2 separate regions of the Homo sapiens genome follow, and region 1 is linked to region 2. A link is an interaction called in ENCODE POLR2A ChIA-PET data of the cell type or tissue named here. Cell type or tissue: IMR-90. All regions are shown on one strand. Each heading gives the region's core, and the rest is flanking DNA. Links, peaks and the distances in the headings are about the cores only.

Region 1 (5,388 bases), core at 281-5,280, 870 kb before region 2:
GGGAGGCTGAGGCAGAAGAATCGCTTGAACCCAGGAGGCAGAGGTTGCAGTGAGCTGAGATCATGCCATTGCACTCCAGCCTGGGCAACAAGAGCAAAACTCAGTCTCAGAAAAAAACAAACAAACAAAATAAGACAATTGAGACACATGTCTTTAAAGCCATAGGCCCATATCGGTTGTCTGAGGGTGGTAATCTTTGCTTCTCATGGAACAGGGTGAGGTGCCAGAAATCTCTAGACTGGCAGATGGGAGGGAGGGAGAATGTACAAGGTGTCTAAAAAGTTGGAAACATAGGATAAACATTATGTTTTATTTTCAAATGACACACTCAATATGTTTTTCATTAACCACTAGACACTTTTTTAGATGATATACTTCTAAATTTAAAACAGTCCAGTTGTTAACCTGAACAATATATATTGTAAATACACTATTATTCCTGTTTCCAGACTTTTTGAACATTCTCTGGTGTATTTATTGTACTTTTTTCAGATTAACAACTTGACCTATTTCTTAGTGTGTATCTCTAGATATGTTTCTAAACATTTTGAACAGTTGATTGTCAAAACCCCTGACGAAAGAGAGTTTCATGATGAAGCTTGAGGAACTAGAATGGGCTTCCCAAGAATTAAATGCTGATCCAGCCTCCTTTTCTGTGAAGAGATTTATAGTGTGTTAGGGCAAAGAAAACTATAGATAAATGTATAGTTTCTCATGATACTCCTGTGAGAAAAACTGGTTACTATTTGATGACTTCACGGCTGCTTGGAGAGAGGACTCATCTGTAGTGGACCTCTGTCCTGATTAATATCTGCATCTTAAGTTTGTGAATATCTGGGAGCAACAGGCAACACTGGGTGAATAACTCTAGATTTAAAAACTGCTCAGCAGTCGAGAATGGTGAACTGAAACTAACAAGATTGAATCTTATATACAATCTTATATTTAGACTCAAAATTAAATTGCAGAAGTGCTAAGCCTCTAGCAGTAAGTATTAAAAAGTCCATTTTAGAAAGAACTGATGATTTTTTTTTTTTTACTACTGTCTATGTTAGCAGTCAGGCACAGCTGAAACATACTGTGTTAGGCTGTTTTAATACAAGTACTTTATCCAGCACAAAAGGTTAAAAAGCCCATCTTACCCTACAGTGTTCAGTCTGAGGTGCTGTATTTTAAAGAGATGTGACAAGCTAGAAGTCATCAGTCTTTGGAGGCTGGCTGATGAATGCTCACCAAGCCCAAAAGAGACTCTAGGGCAAACAGCAGGGTTTCTTAACGGATAATCTCCATTTATAATGAATATTCCAAGCCTTCCAAGTCTTCTGTTCATTAATTCATCACATACTTATTGTAAAAATTCATCACAAAGTTATTCCAGGCACTGTTCTAGGCATTGGGAATCCAAAACACAAAAATGTCTGCTTTCGAGGAGTTTACATTTTCGGATGGGGAGACATAATAAAATAGGTAGATTAGTGATATAGTATGTTAGAAGGTCATATGTGCTACAAATAGTATGGTCAGGGAAGACTTGCTGAGAAGGTGAATGTCTTAGTCTGTTCAGGCTGCTGTAACAAAATGCCTTAAACTGGGTGGCTTATAAACAATGGAAATTTATTCCTCAGTTCTGGAGGCTGTGAAGTCCAAGATCTAGCATTTGGCAGATTCAATGTCTGGTAAGAGTCCACTTCCTTGTTCATAGATGGCACCTTCTAGCTGTGTCCTCACATGGTGATGGATGGGGCAGGGCAGCTCTTTAGGGCCACTTTTATAGGGCACAAATTCCATTCATGAGAGATCTGTCCACATGACCTAATCACCTCCAATAGTCCCACCTTCTAATACCATCACATTGGTGATTAGGTTTCAACATGAATTTTGGGGTGATGCAAACATTCAAACCATAGCAGTAAAGGAGAAACTAGTGTCAGGAGAAAGAGCATCCACATACAGGAAGAGCAGGTTCAAAGGCCCTGGGACAGGAGCAGACCTGCAGTGTCTGTGGAACAGCAAAGAGGAATAGGTTGAGGAAGAAAGGAAGAGAGACTAGGAAGAGGATGAGGTCAGAGAAATCATGGGAAGACCAGGTTATACAGGGTTTCATAGGCTTTATAGACTTTGGCTTTTGTTCTGAATAAGATGAGAAGCCATTAAAGCGTCTCTGAGCAGAAAAAGACTTGATCTAACATATTTTAATACGATCATTTGTGCTCGGTGTTGAGACTGGATTATGGGGGTTGGTGTGGAGCAGGGGAACCAAAGTAGGGCAAATAGTTAGGAGTTTATAGCAATAATCCATTGTGGCTTGGAGCAGGATTGGTAGTAGTGGAGGTGGTAAGAAGTGATTAGATTCTGAATATTTTGAAGGTAGAGTCAACAGGATATACTGTTGGATTGAATGTGGGGTATAAGAACGTAAGAACATAAGCAAAAATGTCTGACATTTTTGCTCTGAGCATCTGGAAGGACAGAATTACTGTTAACTGAAAACAGCAAACTGTGAATGGAGCAAATTTGAGGTGAATGTCAGGAGGGACAGCTTAAGTTTGAGATGCCCACTGGACCTTCCTCTGTAGGCCCTTGTAAGTAGGAAGCCAAGTCATAAACTGTTTTCTTAGGAATGAAGGACTGGGCCGGGCATGGTGGCTCATGCCTGTAATCCCAACACTTTGGGAGGCCGAGGCGGGTGGATCACGAGGTCAGGAGTTTGAGACGAGCCTGGCCAACCTGGTGAAGCCCCGTCTCTACTAAAAATACAAAAATTAGCCAGGCCTGGTGGCACACTCCTGTAATTCCAGCTACTGGGGAAGCTGAGGCAGGAGACTCACTTGAACCCAGGAGGCAGAGGTTGCGATGAGCCAAGATCGCGCCATTGCACTCCAGCTTGCTGGGAGGCAAAGCGAGACTCCATCTCAAAAAAAAAAAAAAAAAGAATGAAGGACTAAAAGTAGGCGATGAGAGTTGAAGGATCATGGTGACTCATCTGTGATAGCCTGAGTCATCTACCCTCATCTTCCAAGGGTCCAGAAACAACCCTTCCTTATGGACAGGGCTGGAGAAACAAGACGAAGTGCTATCATTGGCCTTCCCTTTTCTAGACTCATCTTAACCATTCCTTTTTGTATACATTTTTCCTTTAGAGCAGGCTGTAGGTTTTGTTTTTGTTGTTACTGTTTTTTGAGACAGAGTTTCGCTCTTGTTGCCCAGGCTGGAGTGCAATGGCACGATCTCGGCTCACCACAACCTCCGCCTCCTAGGTTCAAGCGATTCTCCTGCCTCAGCCTCCCAAGTAGCTGGGATTACAGGCATGTGCCACCACATTGCCCAGCTAATTTTGTATATTTAGTAGAGATGGGGTTTCGCCATGTTGGTCAGGCTGGTGTTGAACTCTCGACCTCAGGTGATACACCTGCCTCAGCCTCCCAAAGTGCTGGGATTACAGGTGTGAGCCACCGCTCCCAGCCCAGGCTATAGCTTTATATCTTCGTGAGGTTATACTACTCTCTTGAGGCTATGTATGGTGACCTTAGTTGAGCATGGAACTTCTGAGCAAGTCACTGAAACCGTTTATTTTTTTCTCTTTCTTTTTTTATTTTTTTAAAATTCATATATATATATATATATATATATATATATATATATATATTTTTTTTTTTTTTTTTTTTTTTTTTTTTTTGAATACAGACAGAGTCTCATCATGTTGCCCAGGCTGGTCTCAAAAACCTGGGCTCAGGCACCTCAACCTCCCAAAGTGCTGGGATTATAGGCGTGAGCCACCACGCCCAGCCAAAACCATTTTTCAGTTATTACCTTGAGGGGTTCCTTATTTTGATGGTTGATTACTGAAAGAGCTGCTTTTTTACCCTCAATTTATTTTTGGAGGGTAACCTTGTCTTTATAAAATCTACCAATAAATGTTAAATGAAAATTGGCGGAATACTTTGTGTCACTCCTATGTATCCAACTGTGGGGTTGTATTTGGAAACTGCCATGTCTTAGGGTAAAATACCTGGGAATATCTCATTTTAGAAGGCAAGATAAATTGTAGCCCAAAATATTTGAAAGGATTATTGTGTAAAATAGGGAGTTGGCTTATTTTTCTGTTTCCCCAAGGGGCAGAGGATTGTTTATAGGTAGAACTTAAAAGAAAGCAGAAGAATGTCTTAACAATTGATGTCATTTCACAGTAGAATAGGTTATTTCTTGATGTAGGAGGGTTGTGGGAAACATTCAAAGAGCCAGTAGGTGACTGGTAGGTTGAAGTGATTTCTATACAAGCATACTTCATTTTAATGTGTTTTGCTTTAATGCACTTCACAAATAATTGTGGGGTTTTTTTTTGCTTGTTTGCTTTTTAACAAATCGAAGGTTAGCGGCGACCCTGCATTGAGCAAGTCTATCGGTGCCATATTTCCCACAGCATGTGCTCACTTAGTATCTGTGTCAGCATTTTTTAGCAATAAAGTATTTTTAAATTAAGATCTGTACATTGGCTTTTTTAGACAGTGTTATTGAGCACTTAATAGACTACAGCATAGTGTAAACAAAACTTTTATATGCACTGGAAAACCAAAAAAATTTATGTGACTCACTTCATTGTTATATTGGCTTTATTGTGATGATCTGGGACTGAACCTGCAATATCTCTGAGGTAAACCTGTATTAAATGAGGTGAGGTGTTTCTGAAGTACCCTCCAAAATTTAAGATTGCTATGATAATGTCATCTTTTTCCTTGTTACTGAACCCTTGATGCTACTGGGGAACATTAGCCTTCCAAGTCTTCTGTTCTTTAGAAGTACTTCATTAGAACTACAGTACTTCTGGAGTACCGTAGTTCATCAAGTATCCCTCCTAACCTTTTCCTTAGATGGCAAAGAAGTATATTTGTGGAATGGTTGACTCGGTGGGAGGGCAGCAGGCAGAATGCGTGGTCTTGTAATGTCTTGTAGTACTAAGGTTATTGAATGATCATCAGATGACCTTGTCTTCCTTAGCCTTAGGCTTTGCCCAAGTAAACTGGTTGGTTAATGGTTATTGAGGTTTGTATGCAATGAAGCATTTGTGGGAGTTGGGAAGATACTGTCTTAGCCCTAAAAAACAAAGTGTTAGAATGTACAGGAAAACAGGGTGGATTTATCTTTCATACATATGAACCCTATCTGGCAAGTGACCTCTGAAATCTCCAGAAGTCCAGGATAAGCTTTTGTATGTTTCGTATGACATAGGCTTACAAATAATTACATTTTATGAGTTGCTATATATGTGTATATGTATATATGTGCACATTTGTATATATTCCTCACCACAGGAGAAATAAAAAGTCTAATTAGCATTCTTAATGCTCATCAGAATAAAGACATATGCACTTATGTTAGCATCCAAGTAAA
Region 2 (5,388 bases), core at 98-5,097:
GATAGAAAATTAGAAAAGAAGAAGGGAAAATAGGAAAAGAAGAGAGAGAAATTTAATTTAGGGAAGACATTGAAAAAAGATATTAAACAAGGGAAAAACAAGTTCCACAGAAATTATAAATGTAAAAAACACTAAATGTGGTGTATGAAAACAAAAGAAAATGTTTGATTAAAGGAGGATTAGAGAAAATTTAACTTGACACCAAGAAAGATCCTTGCTTCTAATGCTTTTATAGTAAAAAGAGTAAGAAAAGTTTTAGTATGGTGCATTCACAAATCAAAATTTTAGGAATCATTTTTCATAATGCATTCTTTATTATATACTTTCAGACATTTTGCCATTTAAATCTTATCTAATGAAACATACCAACTAAAAATAGTAGAAGGCTAGAATTGCTTTATATCTAAACTTTGTTGATGGCTTTATCCCTCCAAACTGAAGCTTAGTCATTCAACCATGTTTGATCAATTAACACATGGCCAGTGATTCTGGCTTTTCAGAACTGAGCTACATGTGTTGAAATATGACTTTCGTCATTGGATTCTTGTAGGAGATTCAAGTTATTTCAGAATTCATCTTTTGTTAATGCTTCTTAAGGCAGTTTATTTGCTAAGTCTGTCATAACACACACTCACACGTATCAGCTTTCATACTCTCTCAAGATACTTAAAAACAGAAATCTAGTATATAGAAACTTTATTTTTCTATCATATAAAGGAATATAAATTACAATATTACTGAGCTCCTTGCCTATATATTTAGAACATAGATCCTAATTTCAAATAGATTTCTTGTATAACATTAATATAAGGTGTGGGATTTTTAACTTTCTATTTCTCCAGCACATTCTGGTCCCTAAGAGACATAACACAAAAAAACTATATATAATCTTTATTCTTGGTGAGCAACACTGCCTGGATCCCCATTCAATAATATCTTGGTGAGCTGGACTAGATATCCTAGAAGGAAATCTGCAATTTCTTTTTTTCCTTTGTGTAGAACCAACCAAGTGTCTAAGTTCATTATTTCACCTCCTCGCTTGACTAAGACTCCAGAACCAAAATTGTCCCCAAAGCTAAATACATATCTCATTTCCCACAAACCTCAAAAGTTTCCAGGACTTTTCTCTTCTCTACAGTCCAAAGGCCTAGAGAAGCCCCAAAGGCACCCATTCTTTGACCCAAAGAGGCAAAAAGGACCTCCTAGGTAAAAAATCTGTATCACTAAAACCTATATTCCCCTGGTTTTATAATCCAATTGCTATTCGTGTATTAATTCAGTTATTCAGTAAGTAATTTTTGAGCCTCTACTCTATGGTAAGGACTAATATCTAGTAAGGATACTAGAAAGAAATTCCAATAAAGGGCTTATGGCCTAGGGAGGGAGATAGGCAAGTAAAGGTACAATTATTAATAGAGTAAGTGCATAGAAGGTCCCTCTAAGTCTTAAGAGCCAAGGGTGGCTTTGAGTTGAAACTGAAAGACAGGAAGAAGTTGCCCAGATGAATATCTAGACAAGCAATATGGAGGAGGGTTGAGTCATTCTCGCTTACCTCCTACCCTTGCCATCCTTCCCAGTATGCTATCATCCCTACCCCACCCACCCCACAATGGTCTTATAATTGAGATCTTGTGTTAGCTGATGTAGTCCTTTATGTTTTTCATGGTCTGTCCTTGAGAAGGTTGGGATAATTGGGGTGGAATGTAGCTATGACCAAGAGACAGCAAAATGTAGCCTGAGTCAAGTACAGAACCCCTTCTGATCTTGGAATTCAGACTGAATGGGAACTTACTCAATTAGCATTTCTCCTTCATTTATCACACAAGAATTGTTTGATTCCCTACACATCAAATAACTCTTACAAACCCCATTTGAGGGGTGAAGGATAAATGAATAACTCATGAATTATGTTTTCCTTTTAAACACTTGTGAATCATATTTTAAAGGGAAAAGCCTAGCAAAGCCATCATTATTGGACCCACAGTGCTGACAAGTATTCAGACTCTGAATGAAACTAGGGCTTAGCCAGGTGCATCCAACCTCAGCAGACTTGTTTGTGGCAAAATAAAATTTGCTGCTACCACAAAGAGCAGGAAACCTGAAATAAGAAAAGGCCCTTCCCCCGCCGCTTTTCTTGCTTCATTTGTTTATAACCACAAGATCATGCCTTCCTTAAACACTGGAAAGCTCAAATTTCATGCTGTACCTCATAGCTCTTAAAGTTTTTACCAGGGAAAGGAGCTCTAACCATTTCAATATTGTGGTTTATAGTATCACCAAACAGGCCTTTCTAGAAAATACAGCCTCAGGTCAGCTCCGTTGGAAATCTGTCTGTGAGGCAGGCCTCTCACACTCAGAAGAGCTGTTTTTACAAAGTTTCCACAGTGTGGGATTCAGGGATATTTGTAATGGGATCCACATAAATGACTCATTGATACAAAATAATGCTTACTTTTCAAGGAATTTATTTAGTCACCTTTCAAAACTGAGAAGTGACTAAACATTTGCTGTTCGATTAACTTTCTGGCGTATTGTATAAATTTGCTTTTAATGAACATCTTCAGTTTAAAAAAGCAAACAAAAATCTCTATATTTTGAGTTTGTCAAAAATCCTTATAAATCATAACATGAATAGTAAATTTTAGTTCATTCATAGCACAGTATAAGAAATTGAATTGATCTAAAAGTTATTTCATATGCATTAAGATATCTGATTTATGATATCCTTCAGTGAGGCTTTTCTGGAAATTGCACACTCACAATCATGAATTTGTAACTAACTGTTTGAACTGTGCCAATTAAAATATTGTTGAAAATTCATGGGGCTTTGCATTTTACTTTTTTAGGTTAACTGTTATGTTTTCCTTTTTACTGAAATTGGAAAGTGAGAGAAATCATACAGAGGTTGTATGGAGAAAAAAATTAACTAACTGAGGCAGATAGGTTGTTGCTATAGGATATGGTCAGCTATCAAATTGTGTCTATCAGTTTTCCTTGACCACTCTTTTTTAGCCTGCATCTCACATGGAGAAAAAATAAAAACACTAAAAGCATTGGATCTTAGCTACATATAAATACTATACATAATCTTGAAGAAAGATTATTACTTCCCTTAGTTTAGATATGTGCTATAATAGAATATTCTCGGGTTATGATGCATTTGCTGAAAGTCAAATTGTGGTGTTAACAAACTAGCATCGTTTTTTTATGTAGTGCAGTATGTTACCAATGAGAATGGAGGCAAGTCATCTATTTTTATCTTAATAGGGAGAGCAGGGATCTCCAGGAATCCCAGGAATGGATGGAGAGCAGGTAATTTTCAAAGATGTATACTATTATTTAAAGCATCATTCTTGATTACTACTTTTATTGTAGGTTTGAAGCCAAAATGTCATGAGCATTGATATTTGATACCCTCTTTCTTTTAACCATTTGTTCTAGAGACTTCATTGACTCTAAAAAGCAGACATTAGTTTTCTTCGCAAAAACATCTAAGCCATATGATACTTCAGTTTTGTTCTTAATACTTTATATCAACCTACCAGTGACTCCCCTGCAAATTTTTAATAGACTTGTAAAATCATTACCAAGTTAGTAAAACTAGCCTAATTTTTGTCAGTGAATACAAATATGTCAAGATTAAAATCAGTGACCATAGTTTCCACAAAACTAAATCTTGCCTATATGCCTTTTTTAGACAATGTTTTCTTTTCCCAAATAAAGATGACACCTAATCCCTAGATCCTTAGAAAATACAGAAACAAGCAGGGAACTTGTAGCTTGACAGAGTATGGTAGTGTATCTCTGAGGGTTCCCTCTAAAACAGAAGTCGGCAAGCTTTGTTAATAAAGGTCCAGATAGTAAATGCTTTAGGCTTTACAGGCCACATACAATCTGTGTTGAAGTTTCCTTTTTATTTATTTATTTTTGGTTAACACCTCAACAATTTTTTTTTAAATTCACTCTGTACAAAAACAATCCCTGGGATGAATTTGGCCTGTGAGCCATGGTTTGGCGACCCCTGCTCTAAAAGAATCTGAGTTGGAGAACGTGGACAGTATTCAGAATTTGGAATGGAATCAAAAGGGTTAATTTCAAGATCTTTAGTGTTTTCTTGATTTCCATTATTTACCCAAGAAATGGCTAAAATCAGGAAAATCATAAGAAATCAAAAGGATTCTTAATACAGTTAGTGCACATATACTCCTCAGAAGAAAGTATTAGATAGGAAAATTAGGTTTAGGATTATTTTTACTATCAGAGTTATATGCTGAAATAATAATAATGCCATATTAAATGAACATGTGGTAAACAGAAACATAGATACCTTAGATGATTTGCTATATCATAGATCACTTAGAATTTTAAAGTCTGTCTATGTTACTTCTCTGACCATTGGTCATTATAAGCAATTAATTTGACATGCATAATGATATACATTATGGCTCCTACAGATATAGTAGCTAGCTTTTTTTTTTCTTCTGTAGGCTTTGCAAGGTCTTCTTCTATCACTAAGTACATTGGGTTGCCGTCCTGCTGCCATCACTAGATCCCTAAAAATAATCCAGGTCTTATTAATCAGTAAGATCCATCTATTCATTCAGGCACCTACTTACCCATTGGGTAATTCTGAATGCTATTAAATAGGAACAGTTAACAAGAAAAGTTCCTTTCCATAAATAATTTTTCTCCATCGGTTTTAATAAAAAAAAGATAAACAGGTTTGTGCAGCCTAGAAGCCCCTTACCATAATAACTATGATCATCTCTACTGAAGAATGAGCCATTAGTATATTGAAGTGAGTTTCCTAGGATGAAAATGCTTAAAAATATAAATTAATGTCAATATTAATATTATAAAATTCAGGCCAGGCATGGTGGCTCACGCCTGTAATCCCAGCACTTTGGGAGGCCAAGGTGAGCAGATCACCTGAGGTCAGGAGTTTGAGACCAGCCGGGCCAACATGGTGAAACCTCGTCTCTACTAAAAATACAAAAATTACCTGGGCATGGTGGCGCATGCTTGTAGCCCCAGCTACTTGGGAGGCTGAAGCAGGAGAATGGCTTGAACCCAGGAGCCGGAGGTTGCAGTGAGCCAAGATCGCACCATTGCGGTCCAGCCTGGGTGACAGAGTGAGACTCCAACTCAAAAAAAAAAAAAAAAAATTACAAAATTCAGATTTGTTAACATTCAAAATGCATATTTATCTATTTCCTCACTGTAAAGGAGAATAAAAATACCATTCTGACTCATCTCATAGAGACATCATGAGAACAAAATAAGAACACTGTGAAGAGGTTGTCATACTTTTAAGCATTGATTGAGCGTTAGTGTGTGGTAAATGATCCAGTGATTTATCAGTCTGTAGACTGGACCATTGAAAACTCA

Evidence for each region. ChIA-PET counts read pairs that join two places held together with the same protein. Peaks named below come from ENCODE experiments on the same cell type or tissue, not always from the same donor. Only the 100,000 strongest peaks of a DNase experiment are listed, where the experiment ranks them.
Region 1: POLR2A ChIA-PET joins it to region 2 with 9 read pairs; 1 of 35 experiments calls an interaction of 5 or more read pairs at or near these places.

The regions. Positions count from the first base shown.
Region 1 is chr4:109,718,863-109,724,250 of GRCh38, reverse strand. The region is part of intron 1 of PLA2G12A (phospholipase A2 group XIIA); the gene reads left to right. Among named protein-coding and RNA genes, the nearest start is that of PLA2G12A, 8.5 kb to the left of the region's middle. In IMR-90, for the core only: no CTCF peak of the experiment used is centred there; a DNase peak (open chromatin) is centred at 2,990.
Region 2 is chr4:108,846,683-108,852,070 of GRCh38, reverse strand. It overlaps COL25A1 (collagen type XXV alpha 1 chain), which reads left to right. Exons shown (of 38, transcript NM_198721.4): 27 at 3,268-3,312. Among named protein-coding and RNA genes, the nearest start is that of ETNPPL, 86 kb to the right of the region's middle. In IMR-90, for the core only: no CTCF peak of the experiment used is centred there; a DNase peak (open chromatin) is centred at 2,210; H3K27ac peaks cover 1,027 bases.